Linked DNA regions of Homo sapiens: region 2 is linked to region 1. A link is a loop called in an ENCODE intact Hi-C map of the cell type or tissue named here. Cell type or tissue: heart left ventricle. All regions are shown on one strand. Links, peaks and the distances in the headings refer to the core of each region. The heading gives the core; the rest is flanking DNA. Region 1 has its middle 38 kb from the start of LINC02925. Region 2 overlaps GRAMD4 (GRAM domain containing 4).

Region 1 (5,364 bases), core at 318-5,317:
TCCAGCCCCGGCGTGGGGCCGCGTCCGGCGCCCCGCGAGGCGGTCGAGGAAAGGCATTTCCACCCGGGACGCGGGTTTCCACCGGCAGCCCAGTCCCTGACCCATCTCTAGAAAGGCGGGCGGTCCCGCGGGGCGCGGGCGAGGCCACAGCAGCGAGCGTGCTCCCGCGGGTGAGCCCGTGGCGTCCGCCGTGGCAAGCGCGCGGACGGCGTGGCCGTGGCCGGCGGCGGCCGCGCGTGCGCGTGGGTGCGAGCGGCGGGGGCGCACGTGGCCACCCAAACAAAGGCCGCGCCGCGTGACCGAGCTGGCGCACGCGGACCCGCCAGGGCAGGCGCGCCCCCGCGGACCCCCGAGCCGGCCGCGGGGCGGGGGCGGGGCCGGGGTGGCGCGCGGGGCGCGGCCCCTTTAAGGTGCGGCGCGGGGCGGGGCGGCGGCTGCGCAACGGGGCCGGGGGCGCGCAGACTCCGCGCAGCGGGACGCGAGCGCGCGACCTGGCGCCGCCGCCGCCTCCGCGCTCGTGGCCGGGACCCGCGGGGCCGCCTCCTCCCGGCTCCCCGGCGCCGCTGGGCTCCCGGGCGGGCGGCAGGCGTAGCGCGGCCGGGCGGCCGGCGAGGGGGGCGCCGCGGCGGGTGGATGAGAGTTGGCCCCGATATCCGCTCAGGGTAAGCGGCGCGCGCGGACACCCACCTACCCCGACCTGGTTGCCCCGCGACCACTCTCCCTTTTGGGCTGGCGGCTCGCGACCCAGCTCACTCGGCCGCGCTCTCCCCGCCGCCGCCGCCGCCGCCCGGGCCCGAGCCGGCGACCCTCCGAGCAGGGCCCTGCGCGGGCGCGCCCCGCACACGCCCCCGGGTCCCGCGCGTCACGGCTGCTCCCCGCGGGCACCTGCGGCCGCAGGTCCGGGTTCTGCCCGCCGGCTGGGGGAGACGAGGACATCCCGGGGTTGCGGGGCCCGGACTGGGGTGGGGGTCGCCGGACCGGGGGTCACCGACGCTGGGCCACTGGAGGGGGACGGTATCGGCCCGGGCCCGCCAATGTCGTCCTGCCGATCCACTCCCGGGTGGGACGGGAGAGGAGGAGGGCGCCCCAGCCCCTGCTTCCCTACAGACGACCTCTCCAAAAAGTTGTGGGCGCTTGTCCCCTCCGTGCACCCCACTTTCTGCCCTGTCTTCTCTCCCTTTGTTCGGGATGTTGAGCTCATGGGGCTCTGCTGGGGCGGGCTGGCACCTTGGCTGTAGCCCAGGCCCGTGCGCCTGCCAGAACGTGGGGTGCAGTGTGGCAACCCCGGCCCGAGGCCCCACATGTCTAGAGCAGGACCTGCACCCCTGCCAGGTCCTGGACAAGGGAGGGAGGAGAGCCAGTTTGTTCTCAGCCGGGTGGGCTGGTGCCCCTGCCCTGTTGGCTGTGTGGCAGAAGGTGCAGCAGTGCCCCGGGGCCAGGGACCTGAGTGTGACTCCCCCAGAGCCAAGTCCACTTTTTCGGCTATTGTCAACCCTGCATCTCCTGAGGTAGGAAAGATTCGGTTTGGGGGAGACCTTTTGCAGGATGGGGTTCCCTTCTTGCCTGCCTTGTGTGGGTTAGGAAGAAAATTCAGAGGTGTCTCTCCTACATGCCAAAAAGGAGGTGCCTGAGTCCCAGCCCAGTGCAGCCCTGCCCTGGTGCTGGGCCTGGGAGGGAGGTCAGGGTCAGGGCTCTGTTGCCTCAGAAGTCGAGGGCAGCACTCGAGAGAGGAGTCTGGGACTTGCCTCCCTCACCCTCCTGCTCTGTGACCTTGGGCAAGGTAGTGAGCCTCCTGGGCCTCAGTTTCCTCACTAGCAAGTGGGCAGGGGCAGGTAAGAGGATCGAATGGGGTGATGTGGGCCTCCTCAGGCTGGGCTCGCCCTGGGTTGGGGTTCAAAATGGGTTTAGGAGGTCAGTCATGGCCTCTGCCCCGGGCGCTGTGGCTGAGCCTGAAGTCTGAAGTCTGTCTTCCTGACTTTTGTGTCCCAGGCCCATTTGGGGATGCACAGTCTGGCCAGGGTGTGTGTTCAGTTGCTGCCTCTGCCCCGTGCTGGGGTGAAACCACGTTCCCCTGTTGTTAGCTGGGACTCCCCAGATGAGTGACCTCAGTAACCCTGCCCCTCCTTCCTGCTGCACACCCTTCCGAAGACCCCTGCCTGGTCCAGGAAAGGGGCCCTGCCTGTCTTGCCTTGCTCCTGCCTTGGCAGCCATGTGGACCCTTCTGCAGCACTTTGTGGTCCCGGGGCAGACCTCGAAGCCCCACAGTCCTCACCGTGCTGGGCTCACAGGGAGATGCAGCTTGGTCCTGGAGCCTGGGAAATTGGGCACCTGGGGTCTCAGTGAGCCACCAGCCCTCTGCTCTGCTGCTCTTTCCTCTCAGCTGCCCCTATGGCTGATGCGTGGAGTGCGGCTGTCCCAGCCATGCAGCCTGGGGGCAGGCGGGGCCTGTCCGGTGATGTCTGTCTTGCACTCTGGAGAGCACGGGAAAGTCTCCAAGTTGTGGTGTGTTTCCACATAGCCCTGGGAGGCTGTTTATTCTGGGTCTCCTGCTGAGGGAGGTGGAGGACCCTTCACTGGGAAAGAACCAGGTGGTCTCTCTCCAAACCACCAGCCTTCCAGGCCTTCCCCTTAGTACCCTCCTCTTATCTGTGGAGCCCGGCGCCGGCGTTAGGTGATCTTTGCTCTCCGCTCTCCCAGGCTTCACCTTCACCAACTGGAAAACGAGGGAGGAGAATCAGAGCCGGTTTTCCTGAATCACCATTTCTGCTGTAGAATAGAATAGAATAGTGGTTCAGGCTCAATGAAAAGAAAGTGTTATTGGAGCCTAGTGAGCCTCTGCTGCCAGGGAGGGCTGCCAGCCTGAAGCCTGTTTTCTCTTTGGAAGGAGTATCAGAGCAATGTTAGACATGTTACAGAAACAGCAGCACCCCACTTGACGGGTCCTGGTGACTTTCCTGTTATGGGAGAACCTGGGGCCCCGATAGTCCCATGATGTGATCTGTGTTAGTGATTGTGCCATCCGTGTGCCCCCTCCCCTCCCTGGGGGCCACATGAAGCCCCCTTCCATCTCCCCATGTTTCTCTGTTTGGGTATTTCTCTCCGGTAGCCGAATCTACTGGGGTTTATTTGGCATTGGGGTTCCAGTCCTGTCATGACAGGGCTCCGGCCAGGGGCTCATTTTAGGAGGCTGCCCCATCTCGGGGAGCTGGGGAGGCGTCCCTGTATGTGGGCTTCTGTGTGTCAGGTTTGGGGTCTCCTGCCTAGTGGCCATGGTGGGGACTTGGGTATTTACAGAGCTCCTGTTGGTGTGGGCGTGTGCTGGCTGGGAGGGAAGACACCAGGGACTGGCTGGGTGGCCTGGTCACCCCCTGCCTGAGTTCCTGCCTCCTCCCCTGCAAGGCGGCCCAAGAGGCTGCTGCCTGGCCTCTTTAGGGGTAAGGAGACTGTCTCTGCAGAAAGCCCGGGGCAGCAGGGACAGTGTTGGGGTGTGTGGCAGAGCATCCCTGCTCCGACAGAAATTGACAGTGAATTGAGGGAGAGAAGCTGTGGCCGGGTTTAGTGAGTAACAGGCAGAAGGCAGAGGGTGCTCGCTGGGAAGCAGCGTCTCTTGCCTGGCTTGGAGATGGTCATCTGCTGGGCGCCTCCGAGGCCAAGTGGACCACTCACAGTGCTTTCGAAGGCCTCTGGTTTGGGCATCCCACAGGCTGGCTTGGGGTCTCTTTGGCACCACGGTGGGTTTAGATCTGCCTTTTCTTTGCCTTTTGGTGGCACAGCAATGGTCCTGAAAAATACTGCTTGTAAAGGAGTAAAAGTTCAAGTCTTCCACCGTCAGGTGTGGCTGGGGGGTCTGAGAGGAGGCCTGGATCTCCCAAGGGGACAGTTATGTGAACAGAGTGTCACAGGCCTAACCCAGCCCAGCGGGTGGGGCCCAGGCCAGCCTGTCACCTGCTTGGAGCCCTTGGCTGCTGGGGATATGTAATAGTTTAACTTGAGAACTTAGAGGCAGGTCACTCAGACTCTTAGAGACAGAGGTGGCGCAAGAAAATGTGGGTTTCGCCGGGCGCGCTGGCTCACGCCTGTAATCCCAACACTTTGGGAGGCCGAGGCGGGCAGATCACCTGAGGTCGGGAATTCAAGACCAGCCTGACCAACATGGAGAAATCCCCACGTCTACTAAAAATACAAAAAATTAGCCGGGCGTGTTGGCGCATGTCTGTCATCCCAGCTACTTGGGAGGCTGGGGCAGGAGAATCGCTTGAACCCGGGAGGCAGAGGTTGGGGTGAGCTGAGATCGCGCCATTGCACTCCAGCCTGGGCAACAAGAGCGAAACTCCATCTCAAAAAAAAAAAAAAAAAGAAAGAAAGAAAAAAGAAAATGCGTGTTTCCCTAATTGGAGAAAGCCCTGTTGTTTTGCCTTTGGTATCTCGGCATGTGGCAGAGGCCTGGGCGGACACTTTGGGCTGGTAATTCGCCACTAATGACAGTCCCGTCTACAGGGCTACTGTTCTGATTGTTTGGTGTTTGAGTTATAACCTAGGGTTGTGATTATGTTTAAGCCCAGTGATTAAAGTCCCCTGTGGTTACACAGGAAAGGCAGGAAGTACCGGCCTATCAAAAACATTAATAATAGTAATAGAAATCACTCATTCTGCACAGCAGGCCTGCGCTGAGTGTTTCACACGAATTGTCTCAACCAAGTCTGCAGAGCACACAGCTTCACCCCATTTTACAGATGAGGAAACTGAGGCACCGGGAGGCAGTGCCACTTGCCTAAGTCCCCAGTTCGTTCCCGAGCAGAGCTGGGATTTGCACGTGGGTGGCTTTGCCCCCAAGGCTATGCTCATAAACATTGCAGCCTTTCTGCCTTCCTGATAACCCTCCTCTAAGGGGGGTTTTGTGAGAGAAATATCAGCAATAAACTCAAAGTCATGATGAGACTTCTCTTTTTGCTGTCAAATGTGCAGTAAATAGCAAGATTCGGACAGCATGTCCTGCTCAGGGCCAGACAGCCCTCTAAGCATGAGACATGATTTATTTTCGTACCAACTGGAGGTAGGTGCTCTTGTTAGCTGCATTTCACGCAGGAGGAAGCCCTGGCACAGAGCCACAGGTTGCTGCGTGGTAGAGGTGGGTTTGGACCAATGGGCTGTGCTTCTAACCTAAGCCCCATATGCACGGGGGTTGGGCGGAGAGCGTGCTTGATCTTGCTGCTGTGTGTTCTTGGGCAAGACACCTAACCTCTCTGGGCCTCAGTTTGGTCACCTGTAAACGAAGGCCTTGGCCTAGGGTATAGAAGCCAGAGCTTGAGAGCTGGCTCTGGCCTGAGATGGCCGCGTCTGCACCACCTCCCACAGGGAGGCCCA
Region 2 (5,364 bases), core at 128-5,127, 68 kb after region 1:
CCCAGAAGGATATAGAATGTGAGAGAGGACATTATGTAATCTGGGGACCCACAGACATATTCTGGTTGTCACTAAGCCAACGTCTGTGTGCCACTGTGGCCATCTCTGCCTCGCCTGACCTGCAGGAGGGCGTGCTGACATGGAGAGCTGTGTTCAGGAGTCAGGACCCAGTTCTAATTCTTGACTCAGGCGCTGGTTACCAGGTGGCTGTGAGCATTTACCCGTTTGGGGCCTCAGCTCCCCCACCTGTAAAGCAGCTAAGTGGTCAGTGTTAAAATCCCACTCAATTATCTATAGTGCTTTCTCTCAGAAAGCAGAGTGTTACTCTTCATGGAGGAGAGGAAATGGCCCAAGCGTGCCGCAGCCTTCTCTGATGATTAAATCCTGAAGAGTACAAATGTTCCTGCAAGCAAATGACACAGGATGAAGAATGTGAAGTTGAAATGGGTTTTGGCTCATGGCTGAAGGCAGGAGCCTAAATTTGTTAAAGAAGCACATAAATAAATTAAAAGCATCATGCGTTTTTATTTAGCCCAAATGCATTTCGGTTGCTAGTGCTTTTTGAGCGCGGTTGCCGTGCATGCGTGTGCATCTGTTGGTCACTAGTCACCTGCTGCGCGCAGGCTCTGGGAGGTGAGATTCCCCAGGGTTGTAAGGTGCACACACAGCCTCTACCCAAGAGCACTGTGATGTAGAATTTGGATTTTGGGGGAAAGTGCTTCTGAGGACCCTCGGGGCCAGGGAGCTTCTCTTCCTGGGGGCTTCCCGGTTGCTAGGCTGTGTAGGGGAGCCCTCGTGACTGCCTTTCTTCTTCCTGTGTTGCTGGAGAGGGCTGCAGATGCCTCCCTGGCTGAGCTGGAGGGTGCTCCCCTAGGCTACCACGCCCTGTCTCTGGGCATGGGTACCCTCGTAGCGCCAGACACGGGTGGATTCCCGGCAGATGCACTCACACGGGCAGTGGCAGTGGTTCCTCAAGAGTGTGACTTGGAGAGAGACTGCCTTTTCCTCCTGAGCCCCTGATGCTCCCAGAAGCTCCCTTTCCTGCTGTGACATACAGGGATCAGAGTGGCTGGCCCTTACGCCATGGGAGATCTTCTCGAAGAAGCTGGCAGGAGGGGCTGGCCATCTGCTTCCTGAGGCCTGCAGACCTTCCTCTGAATGCTCAGTTTTAATGGAGGGGTCCTGGAGCGGAAGGGAAGTTTCTAGGTGGCTGTCCTGGGTGATTCAGAGTGAGGAAGACCTTCCTTACCATTGAAGTCTTCTGGAAGCAGAAGGGTCTGGGGAGCTGCCAGCTCCCTGCTGGCGGGGGTGTCCTTTTGAGGCCTGATGGAGACAGGCTTAGGTGTGGGGTTGACTCAGTGTCCCTGGACTTGCCCCTTTGGACCTGGGCCTGTGGGTGTGGTTCTTGGCTCAGGCCTTTTAAACTCTGCTCTTACAGTTTCTCTGGTGGTGAAAAGCTAAACTCTGTGTTAGTGTGTTTTCACGCTGCTGATAAAGACATACCTGAGACTGGCGCTTTACAAACAAAAGCGGTTTAATGGACTCACAGTTCCACATGGCTGGGGAGGCCTCACAATCATGGCGGAAGGCAAGGAGGAGCAAGTCACATCTTACCAGATAGCAGCAGGCAAAGAGAGAGCTTGTGCAGGGAAACTCCCCCTTATAAAACCATCAGATCTCGTGAGACTCCTTCACGATCACAACAAGAACAGCACAGGAGAGACCTGCCCCCGTGTTTTAATTACCTCCCACGGGGCCCCTCCCACAACACTTGGGAATTCAAGATGAGATTTGGGTGGGAACACAGCCAAACCATATCAGACTTCCAGGGCCAGACACTGGGTTGGTCTGGTTCTGCCCTAGAGTGACATGTTTAATAAGTGACGACTGTGAGTGGGTGACCCAGACCTACAGAAGGGAGCAGACAGGCAGAAGATGAAGACAGGTGGCACTGATACAGCAGCGTGTCTATATTATATGGAATTTCCCTAGGAAAAAATGAAGTTGGCCCCCAATCCCTGTTTCTCCATCACCTCCATTGCCCCATGAACTCCTGTCTGCTCTTTAATTACACATTGTGGATGTTTGGCCCTGGGATACTTCATTGCCCAGGACAGATCTTTGAGTACAGGGGTGAGCTGACCCTACCACACCGAGTTCCTGGCCTGTCCTGTCCCTGGAGCTCACACCTCAAAGGAGAAACCCCTGATCCTGCCAGTGGGGGGCCTCCTCCCTGCTGCCCCCAGGGGCTGGGATGAAGTCAGAGAGGGAGCCTGAACACACCTGCCTGTGTGTTTTGCAACGGCTGCAGGTCCTGGGTCCAGCATTGTCGTCTGACAGGTGTTTTGGATGATGCCTGTGTTGAATTCCATGGGAAGTGTTAAGTCGGGAACCACTGCCCACCTCTGTGACCTCTCTAGTCACTGCGTCCCGCCCTGCTGAACACATCCCAGCTCCCTGGCCTCACAGCCAAGGTCCTGCATGCAGTGGGTGAGACATTCCCCAGGCCAGCAAGCCTTCCCGTCCTCTGCACCTCATCTGTAGATGAGGCTACATGGCAGAGATGGGCTCTCTCGTGGCACATGGAGAGTACTGATGCAGCAGTTGGCATGTCCTGATGTCCCAGCTCTGTAAGGAGACCCTTATTTGTCATATTCATCTACCAACTGGAGTCATATGGGAGGGAGTAAAGGTAGCTGCTGCCTTATCTGTGATTTCCAAGGGCCTGGGCCCAGAGCCTGGCAGCTACTGGATGCTCAGCGCACAACTTTATGTGTGTCTATATGGATGGATGGATGGCTGTGGGTAAGTGGATAGGTAGATGGGTGGACGGGTGGGTGGATGGGTAGATGGATGCATTGCTGGAAAGATGGATGGGTGGATGGATAAATGGATGGATGAGTGGACATGTAGATGGATGGATGGGTGGGTGGATGGATGGATGGATCAGTGAGTAGGCAAACGAATAGGTAGATTAGGTAAATGGATGGGTAAATGTTGGGTGGATGGATGGGTTGATGAACAGACAAGTGAGTGGATGGATGGATGGATGGATGGATGGATGGATGGATGGATGAATGGGTGAGTGGATGGATAGATGGGTGGGTGAATGGCAGAGGGATGGGTAGATGGATGGGTGAATGGGTGGATGGATGGATGGATGGATGGATGAGTGGATGGATGGATGGATGGGTGAGTGGATGGATGGATGAATGGATGGATGGGTGAGTAGATAGACAGATGGGTGGGTGAATGGGAGAAGGGATGGTTAGATGGGTGGGTGAGTGGATGTGTGGATGGATGGACATGTGGGTGGATAGATGGATGGATGATTGGATAGATGGATGCATCAATGAGAAGGCAAACGAATGGGTAGATTTGGTAATGGGTGGGTAAATGATTGATGGATGGATGCATGGATGGATGGATGGATGGATGGATGCATGGATGGATGGATGGATGCATGGATGGATGGATGGATGCATGGATGGATGGATGGATGGATGGATGGATGGATGCATGGATGGATGGATGGATGGATGGATGGATGGATGGATGGATGCATGGATGGATGGATGCATGGATGGATGGATGGATGGATGGATGGATGGATGCATGGATGGATGGATGGATGGATGGATGGATGGATGCATGGATGGATGGATGGATGGATGGATGGATGGATGGATGGATGGATGGATAGGTAGACAAATGAACCAATAGGCTGTTTCCTCCACCAGGCATACTCTTTTGCATATACTTTAAGGCCTTACTGGCCACCTTCCAGAGCTCCAGATGCACCACCTTGCTCCCATTCTGTCTGGTGTTTGGTCCCAGATGCAGTTTTATCTGTGCCACCTTTGCTTCCTAGTGCTTTGGGGCCTAGAGTCACCAGCTGGAACTGGAGTTGGGGAGTGTCCCTGATTGCCCCTAGCCCACACTCAGCAGGGAGCAGGTGCTTGGCAGAGAGCCTGTTGCTGTGGGAAGGGACTGGGGGCCTGGAGGGCTTGGCTGCTGGGTGCCAAGCGCTTGGTTGGAAAGGGAGGTTGTGGGGGCGAGGGATGGCACGTGCTGTCGAGCACACGACTCTCCTGGCTCCGTGCTGGGCCGGAGCCCCAGAGTCCAGCCCACAGGCTGTCAGATGCCGCGTGCCTCTCACAGGGAGAGGCAGGCGTCGGTTTCTGAAAACCAGCTGCTCTGGGTGAAAACCCTGGCTGGGATCCTAGTTCTTCTTATTTGACGTGGTAAAAATGTCAGTACATTATCTGTCCACCTTAGATCCTGCATTGGTGTCCTGAAATGTACCTAAAACGGTGGTTGGCCAGCTATGTGCTCAGCAGCCTTCAACATTAGGATGTGACGCACTTGGAAGCTTGCTCCTTCCTGGTTATCAGCCAAGACAGTGTTGACAGTTGATCGTTCAGTAAACATTATCTCTGCACATAGCGGTAAATGACACCGCAATAAATAAATGTTAGGGAGAAAATGCAGGCAAAACTTCACAATAAAAGCGAGGCATTTCTTGGAATTCTCTGTTTTCCCTGAGCAGGGAGGGCCACGGGAGGAAGGGGTTAAAAGGGCTGCCTCTGTGCTGGTGGCTGTAGATGAAGCCGTACTCTGGGCTCTGCAGTGTAACTTGCAGCCTGGTGATTCGATGGAGGGAGTGCCTGTCTTCTAGAAAGTTCCTGTGGTGATGGCAGGAGGGCTGAATTGGGCTGGGAGAGTTCAGGTGAGAGTCCGGGGGAGGTGGCCAGGTGGGGCCTCTGGGTGTGCGGGCCTCCGGGGATGCGGGACTCCGCCAGGCCAGGAGCAGCTTTTTGGGTGGATTCTGAGTTCGCGCCCCTGGCCTGGTGGGAAGGAGTTTTATTTAAAGATTATCACTTGATTTTTATTTTTGGGTGAGGCTGGGCCTGTTGAATCAGTCGTGTGCCAAGAGGACTCCTGCCTGAGAGATCTACTTTTACAGGTTTAAAAATAGCCGCAGAACTGCTTTCCTTCCTCCCAGTAACTTCCCTGTGCGCTGAGTGTCGAGGCTGGGTGGAGGGCTGCGTGTCGAGGCTGGGTGGAGGGCTGCGTGTCGAGGCTGGGTGGAGGGCTGGGCGTCGAGGCTGGGAGGAGGGCTGAGCATTGAGGCTGGGTGGAGGGCTGAGCATTGAGGCTGGGTGGACGGCTGGGCCTCAGCCCCACAGTCTGGGCCTGTGTAGGCCTGAGCCGATGCATCTCCTTTGCCTCCCCTCAAATCAGCGTGGCCGTTCACTCATCAGAGAACGTTCTGGGGGTTGCCCCGGAGTGACCAGTGAGGTGGTTGTCCCTGCCCTTCTCCTCGCAGATGCTGGGGAGGCGTGAAGGCTGGAGCAGGTGGGT

Evidence for each region. Hi-C counts contacts between places; a loop is a spot of excess contacts. Peaks named below come from ENCODE experiments on the same cell type or tissue, not always from the same donor. Only the 100,000 strongest peaks of a DNase experiment are listed, where the experiment ranks them.
Region 2: it touches region 1 in a loop (2.4-fold over the local background); 25 of 110 quality-filtered maps call a loop at or near these places.

What each region holds. Positions count from the first base shown.
Region 1 is chr22:46,576,629-46,581,992 of GRCh38, forward strand. It overlaps a transcript of GRAMD4 not described here. Among named protein-coding and RNA genes, the nearest start is that of LINC02925, 38 kb to the left of the region's middle. RefSeq lists a silencer at 420-619 and an enhancer at 5,220-5,299. In heart left ventricle, for the core only: a CTCF peak has its summit at 2,409; DNase peaks (open chromatin) are centred at 403, 947, 2,424 and 3,333; H3K4me3 peaks cover 3,783 bases; H3K27ac peaks cover 4,312 bases.
Region 2 is chr22:46,645,285-46,650,648 of GRCh38, forward strand. All of the region lies in intron 3 of GRAMD4 (GRAM domain containing 4), which reads left to right. Among named protein-coding and RNA genes, the nearest start is that of GRAMD4, 28 kb to the left of the region's middle. In heart left ventricle, for the core only: no CTCF peak of the experiment used is centred there; no DNase peak of the experiment used is centred there; H3K27ac peaks cover 1,447 bases.